Linked DNA regions of Mus musculus: all the other regions are linked to region 1. Evidence: chromatin loops called from intact Hi-C (ENCODE). Cell type or tissue: heart. All regions are shown on one strand.

The links. Peaks named below come from ENCODE experiments on the same cell type or tissue, not always from the same donor. Only the 100,000 strongest peaks of a DNase experiment are listed, where the experiment ranks them.
Region 2: a loop joins it to region 1, with 3 times the contacts of the local background. A loop is called at or near these places in 12 of 42 quality-filtered maps.
Region 3: a loop joins it to region 1, with 4 times the contacts of the local background. A loop is called at or near these places in 11 of 42 quality-filtered maps.

What each region holds. Positions count from the first base shown.
Region 1 is chr15:81,743,867-81,746,366 of GRCm38, forward strand. Zc3h7b (zinc finger CCCH type containing 7B) reads left to right here and starts at 1,232. Exons shown (of 23, transcript NM_001081016.2): 1 at 1,232-1,480. In heart, a CTCF peak has its summit at 1,245; DNase peaks (open chromatin) are centred at 1,245 and 2,105; H3K4me3 peaks cover 1,930 bases; H3K27ac peaks cover 1,955 bases.
Region 2 is chr15:81,801,421-81,803,920 of GRCm38, forward strand. It overlaps Gm17597 (predicted gene, 17597), which reads right to left and starts at 1,193. Exons shown (of 2, transcript NR_155271.1): 1 at 990-1,193; 2 at 1-281. It also overlaps a transcript of Tef not described here. In heart, a CTCF peak has its summit at 1,352; a DNase peak (open chromatin) is centred at 1,121; H3K4me3 peaks cover 1,390 bases; H3K27ac peaks cover 1,447 bases.
Region 3 is chr15:81,811,425-81,813,924 of GRCm38, forward strand. Tef (thyrotroph embryonic factor) reads left to right here. Exons shown (of 4, transcript NM_017376.3): 1 at 1-296. The coding sequence starts at 146. Among named protein-coding and RNA genes, the nearest start is that of Tef, 1.3 kb to the left of the region's middle. In heart, a CTCF peak has its summit at 1,137; DNase peaks (open chromatin) are centred at 1,027 and 1,477; H3K4me3 peaks cover 1,417 bases; H3K27ac peaks cover 1,066 bases.

The sequences.
Region 1 (2,500 bases):
AGTTCCAGGACACCCAGGGCTGCATAGAGAAACCCTGTCTCAGAAAATAAATAAATAAATAAATAAATAAGTTAATTAATTAAATTTATTATCATTATTTTCTTTGAGATAGTGTCTCTCTATGTAGCTGACTGCTCTGGCTAGGTAGACCAGGCCTGCCTCTGCCTTCCAAGTGCTGGTGTTGAAGGTGTGCTTCACCAAGCCTGGCCCAATTGTCCAATTTTTAGCAAGCATGGCTTAACTAGACTCCCCTACCTTCCATCTGGGAACACCACCAATATACGCTCAGGATCCTCCTCTTCCACTATACCCCAAGGTGATGTTCCAGTACCTAACCTATCTTGAAGAGATGGCTCAGCCATTAAGAGCACCTGCTGCTCTTCCAGAGGACCCATGTTACATTCCCAGCACCCACACAGTGCTCACAACCATCTGTGACTCTAGTTTCAGGAACTCCTATCCCCTCTTCTAACCTTTGCAAGGCACTAGGGACACACATGATGCCCATGCATATCTACAGCCAAAACACTGGTACACACAAAATAAAAACCCGACTTTAAAAACACTTAAGAACCCTGTTGGGTGGAGCTAACAGCAATCACATTATACCTCAAGTTTTCTGTCTGCTGACCCTGCCTTGCTCCTTGCTCTATAAATTCCCGGTTCATGCTGAATTCAGGGCTGAGCCCAGTGTCTCAGCACCACTGCAAAACCCCACTGCAATGGTCCCTAAACCCATCATGATAGCCCTACCTTGAATAAAATCAGCCAGGCTTTCTTAAACAAGTGTCACTGATTTCCCCCTGCGCCCCCCCGCCCCCAACCCGCTTTTAACTTTCTATACATGAAACCCTAGCCAAAAAGGAGATCCTGACCGAGGTCCTTATCAAAGAAAGGGCACAACATGACCAGATGCTTGGAGATGCCTTCCTTCATCAAAACACCTGGAAAGCCAAGTGTAGCTTTACGCTCGGTTTGAGGGGTGGAAAAACAAAACAGAGGTCGGTCCAGCATCCGCCCAGAAATGCAGAACTGCTAGAAGGAAATCCCAGAAAAGGAAGAGCAGTTTTAAAAGAAAATCAAGGTGAATTCCAGGCATCCCTCCACTGGGAAGGGGGGCTTGCCGACTCCCCCCTCCCCCCCAGGTGCGCAGCCCGCGCCGCCCACCCCGGGCGCGACTAAAGCGAGGAGGAGCTGCGCTCTCTAGGACCCGAGGAGGGAGAGCTGCAGGGAGACGGAGCCTCCAGCGGGTGCTGCCGCGAGCGGCCGGCCGAGGGGGCTGGAAATGAAAGTAAAGCGCTCCGGAGCCACATGGACCGAGCTGCCCGGGCGGCGGCGCCGGGAGCAGGATGCGGCCGCCCGTAATTAAATAGCATTTACTCTTATTATTACTAATAATAATAACGTAATCATACCTCTAGTCATAGCATACCATTTATCGGGCTCGGCGCAGGCCCGCGGGGAGCGCAGCCCGGCCGAGGTGAGTGCTTTGGCGCGGCGGAGCCCCGCGGGGCAGAGGCCGGGCCACCGCGTCCCCGGCGGCGCGCAAGGTTGGGGCGCGCGAGGCTGGGGCGCCCGGGCAGGGCCGGGCAGGGCCGCGCGCGGAGGAGGCGCGGGAAGCCCCGGCCAGGCCACCTGGAAAGGCGGCTTTGCAAGAATAAAGCAATAGCACCTCCATTACCACGAACTGGGTTTTTCTGGGGGGAGGAATCTGTCTGCAGATTCCCGTACCCCTGCCCCAAAGTTTCAAAGTTATTGTGTGGCCGGGCACCTGCCGCCTGGGAGATTGGGGCTGCACTGCAGCCCCCAGGGGATGCCTTGGGATTTTTCTTCCGTGGTGTGGGGCAATCTCCCTTGCGTCTGGAGGTTTGGGTGTGCGCGCGGATGTTTTGCGGATCCCACTGCAAGGAGGTGGTCCGAGGCTGGCAGTTAGGGTCCCCCTTTCCTTTTGTATTCGCTTTGAATCCGCAGTGCCTAGAGGTAGAGGGGCCGCGGCGAGGGCCGGGGACAATGGCCGGCTGATGGGTCGCCCCAGTCGGTTACCGCGGCCACGCGAGTCCGGGGATCCGGGGCCTGCGGGCCCAGCCCTGGGGGAGGGGGCGGCAGGAAAGGGGGGCGCGGTCTGGGTCTGCTGAGCAGGAGGGCATTTCCGGTCGTGGCATCCGTCACTGGGCTCAGAGGCCTCCTGGGTGGGCAGTAACCAGGCAGGGGATTCACGGGGACTGCTGGGGACTGGGATTGTGGCGATTGAGGGGCGCCCTGGCAGGGCTGGGGGCCCTGGGGAAGCAGAGTCGACCCCGCCGCCACTGCCCTCAGCGGACACAAGGTCCCTTCTGCGATCCATAACTCTTTTTCTTTCTATCTTAGAAACCCTCAGGTTCAGGTGTTTGTAAAGTTCCTGGGTTGAGGGTCCTTCGCAGAGACAAAGCCTCCCTCCCCCCCACACCGCAGGAGTGGGAACGTGTAGAAAGAGTTCATTCTTGACAGAATAGGGTGGCCG
Region 2 (2,500 bases), 58 kb after region 1:
GGGAAAACAGCCATGGATCTGTGAGATCAGGCACAGGACAGAAAACCAAGAGCTTATCATTTGCCCCAGGGTGTCTGAGCTGCAGAAGGAGGCCTGAGGGAGCTTACTGTGTTCAGTTTTGAAGTTGAGCCTCAGAATCAATTGCTGGCTTGTTCTAGATTCTGCAGCCTGACATCTCTGCCTAAGTCTGACCTCTCTGGCTCCACTCTTGGAAGGCTGAGGACATGCAAGTGTGTGACTTCACCCATCCACAGTCAATGTCCTGGGGAATCACAGTGCACCTGTGGGAAAAAGGAAAGGAAGAGTTTATAGCAGGTGGCCACTGCCACTTAAACCTCAGTGATGGGCAAAGCAAGGTTTGTCACTTAGGCCAGGCCTGAATCAAGTTGGCAGGGCTGTCCTTTTTCAGTAGTGCCCACCTTTTTTTTTTTTTTCCCAGACAGGGTTTCTCTGTGTAGTCCTGGCTGTCCTGGAACTCACTCTGTAGACTAGGCTGACCTCGAACTCAGAAATCTGCCTGCCTCTGCCTCCCAAGTGCTGGGATTAAAGGCATGTGCCACCGCGCCCGGCTTCAGTAGTGCCCACCTTAACGACCATCCTAGGGACCTATTTTCCTCTTCTTCCCTTTCTGAGAGACCAGAGACTTGAAGAACAGGCTTCAAGTTGGACAGATAGTATGACGCCCCAGCTATGCACCCCACATGTACGCTTACACACCTTGTGAGGCTCATGCACACGGCACATATACATTCAAACATACCCAACCCCTTGGGACTCACACGCTCCCACATGAACCGAATGCATGGTGCTATTACATCATCTTTTGGGCTCAGATGCCTGGGATGCTGGTCTACTCTTATCATCCTTTCTTCCGGCTCCCTCTTGATTCCAGCCCAGGTTGATTTGCACCATGTGCCCTGCTCTCCACTGAGCCTGGGCCTCCAGCCCCCCCCCCCCCCCCCCAGTTCCCTGCATGTGCCTGTGCTCACTTGCTGTGGGCGTGGAGCTCTTCTCACCGTTCTCATCTGGCAGCCCTGGTTATGGTTCCCAGACTGGGGGAGAACTTCCCTTTGCAAAGTTAGATAACAGGCCGGGTTCTCTGTCAGAGGATTGGTGCTGTGGCTCCACGTGCTGCAGCTGGCACAAGGCCAGGTCCGCCCTGCCAAGCAGCGAGAAGGGAAGGCCTGGCTGCTGCCGTAGCTGGCAGGTGGCCGAGCTGGGGGTGGACAGGCGGGCTGGGCTGGGGCTGCCCATTGGCTGCCTCAGGCTCACACCCCGCCTGCCTCCCTAGCCTGTGGCTCTCCAGCAGCCCCTGCCTCTCCAGCTGCTTCTAAACTCCGGAGCAAGCACCTCCTGCTGGGCCATGTCGAGCTGCAGCCAGATTGGAGTGGCCCCTGCCATGGACATGCCTGAGGTCCTCAAGTCCCTGCTGGAGCATTCTTTGCCTTGGTCAGAGAAGAAGGCAGGTAGGAACACAAGTGGTCTATACTGGCAAGGTGCCTAGGGGGTGGAAGCAGGCACAGGGACAGTAGCGAGATGGGCAGGAAGGGCTGCAATGCAGAGAAGGACCCCAGGATGTATGTGGGTGCCACACCAACTCTTGGGCTGCCCCGGTGCCTGCTGGCTTTTGGTGCCAGGGCCAGCGTGCAGCTACTGACAGGTGCTGTGCTCACGTGGGGCAAGGATGGACTACAGTGCCTGAAGGAGTCCAACTGGAAGCTGATTGCTTCTTAAGCTCCCTCCCTCTGCACGTTGGGGGTGAGCAGAGGAGTGGCAGGGCCCGTGGATTTGAGGAGAGGAGGATTTCTGCTCACCATTTGCTCGCTGCTGGAGGGCTGAACTCATGGATGGGATAGAAGCTGGTTATGTAACAGGACCACAAGCCCCACGTTCCTAGGATACCACAGGCAACCCTGGGGCTAGGGACAAGCAGAAGAGCAGAGTGGGTGACGGAGGGTGTGGAGGGGGTGGCTTGGGGAGCCAGTACCAGATACCTTACAAGTCTTTCCTGGAAAAGTTAAGTGCTATGGGGAGTTGAGGAATTAATGGAGGGTACTCTCTCCTGATATTTATGTCGCCAAATCTCTCTGGCTCAACCAGTTCTTACTACCTTTATCAAAACTTTCCTGCTGTACTGGGGATCTAACCCAGGCCTTTTGAATGCTAAGCACAAGATTTGCTATCTAGAGCCCTGTGCACCAGTCCCACCACATTGCTTTTAGAGGAGACCACCTGTCTGTGCTGTCAGGAGTGATAGGAGGTCAGGGTGCTCTTTTGGGGCCTCTTTCAGGCATCTGCCTCATTCTGTTCTGGCATCTGATATATCTCATCATCACGGTGCCCCAAACCCACCCCCGAACCGCACCTCCCCACCAGACTTCTTCCTGCAAGTCTCTCCAAACTTAAGAGCCAAAAGGACAGCCTCTGCATTCCTTTCAGCCTCTAGAGCCAGGAATGGGCTTAATTTTGTTAGATCTGGGGAGGCAGGACAGCAGGCTTT
Region 3 (2,500 bases), 68 kb after region 1:
GGGGTGCGGATGGAGAGAGGTGGGGGTGCAGTAGCGCGTCTGCGCAGTGCTGCCCGTGTCAGCAGCTGCGGCGGGTCGAGCCGCTCCGGCCCGTCTCGGGGTGCGGGCGGGGGAGGCGAGGCGCACGAGTGGGGCGCAGGGCACGATGTCCGACGCGGGCGGCGGGAAGAAGCCGCCTGTGGAGCCTCAGGCGGGGCCGGGCCCGGGGCGTGCAGCTGGAGAACGGGGCCTGTCGGGCTCCTTCCCTCTGGTCCTGAAGAAGCTGATGGAGAACCCCCCGCGCGAGACGCGCCTCGGTGAGGGGGGGGGGCTCGCGCGTGTCTGGGGGCGGGGTTTCTGTAAAGGCGGGGCCTTGTGGGGGCGGGCCGGCCCGGGCCGGGTCAGAGGTCAGGGTGAAGCGGTCCAGTGGTGTGGTGTTTATGCGGGCCCGGGCATGACTAGGGGCCTGCTGGACTAGGCCTCTAGCCCAGAGAGAAAGTCAGGGGGTGATCTGGAAAGGACAAGTCAACAGAACTTTGCAAGGAAGCCGCCACTTAGAGGGGGCTCCAGTGGGGCCGCCTGCATCCAAATCCTGAGGATACTGCTTGCCTTCAAATGCGGGTTCCTGGACCTCACCTAGTCTGCGGATCTTGAGACAGAGCGTGTATTTTAAGAAACACTCCACTGCACCCTCGTGGGTGCAGAGTTCACCACCAAAGTTTGAGAGGCCCTGATCAGTATAGCAGATGGCCTTTGTATGTCTTTGGTCCGTCCTGGAGGAAGACGATTCCTCCTCTCTACGAGTGGACAGTGAGCAGGTCCACGGTGGTGCTTTACTGGAAATGCATCCCTGGGAGGTGTGGATGGAGGAGGCAATTTGAGATGAGGGTCGGTAGTGTCTCCCAGTTGTTTTTAAATCAAAGCCTGGTTTAAAAAAAAATTAAGGGAATGAAGGCTGGGCAAAGTAGGGCTGTGATGAGGGTTAGAATGTGGCCACTCAGGTCCTTCTCCTGGTTGATTGTTGGGAATCACAATAGCAGGACCGGGCTTCATCGAATTGCCCAGGCCACAAGAGTCCCTGGGGCCTGGTGTGGAAAGCAGACTTGGCCTGGGTATTTGGCCTGGAAGAGCAGCAGGACTGCCACCTATTGTGGGGTTTTAGGTCCATTGATGTGTGCTTTCAGTCTGAGATCTTCAGATTTCCAAGAGCTCAGCTTAATTAGGGTATCTGGGAAGGACTTGGCTGTTTGTGGATTGCTTGTATCAGGGATCTCATTTCCCTTTCTAAAATGCTGTTGTTTCTTTCCTTGGGTGTGTTCTGGGGCTGCTGTGCTTATGGTTGTCCCTGTTACGTTATAAATAGCTTCTGCTCATCAGGTGAGGCTAGATTCTCTCCTCCTGCCTCAGGACCTCATGTGCACAAACGCTTTTGTTTGTATGAAGGTGATGACTCCATCCAGATCTGAGTGTAAGACAAACTGCAAGGGCTGGTGCTCACATCTGGCAGCTCTTGCCTAAGCTCACCAGAGAGGACCAGGCCATACTGGGGTTTTGCTTTGCATTTGCCCACACTCACAAAGCATTTTGACATAGTCTTATCTTGTTTGGGTTACTACCTCTCCACTTCTAGGTGAGGAAAGTTGAGACTCCTGAGAGGCATAGATGGTTTCTCAAGGTCACATGGGTGGGCCTTCTGGCTCTTGGTTTGGTGTTCTTTCTGTTGTATGAAACTGACAAACCACTGGTGTCAGTCCCTGTGATTTAAGTCCTGGACACGTCGGTCATTTACCTTTTGAAATTAATTTAAAACTTGACCTTACAAACACTGGATTGTGATAGCCTGACTGATTGTAGTGGTGCTTGTTTGCAATCTCAGCACTGGAGAGGTAGAGGCAGGGGGACCACTAGTTCAAGGTCATCCTCTGATGCACATCAAGTTTGAAGTCACCCCGGATTTCATGACCCTATCTCAGAAAATCAGGAAAAAAAATGTTTTAATTGCTTTAGTCAGGCAAAATGAGGAACTTCCTGTTGCTTGTCCTTCTGTCAAGCTGCTTTTTATCTCCTTGCTTCTCTTACCTCTTTTGATCCCAAGTGACCCCACCCGACTGGTCCAGTCGTTTCTGAACAGAATGTGGACTCAGAGAGACCATCTGGCCCACCCAGCCCATAGGCTGGGAGTTTTGTTGCCTCCCAGTTGTTTTTAAATCAAAGCCTGGTTTTAAAAAATTAAATTAAAAAGGCAGCCATAAGAATTGATGTTAAATCATATTACAAGCTATGAGCAAGTTGTGCTTATGAGAATCTCCAACTCACGGGGTCTGGTCATTGTTCTTGGACTAATGGCTCCCTTTTGGCTGTCTGCTCTTGGGACCCAAGCATGGCTGGTTTTCCTCCAACATAATAATATTTGATGTGTCTCTCTTTTTTTTTTTACTTCTAAATCCAGGGTTCAAAGTTGTCTCCTTCAATTTTGAAAACCTATTATGAACGTGTCATGATCATCTCCCACTTCTCTGAT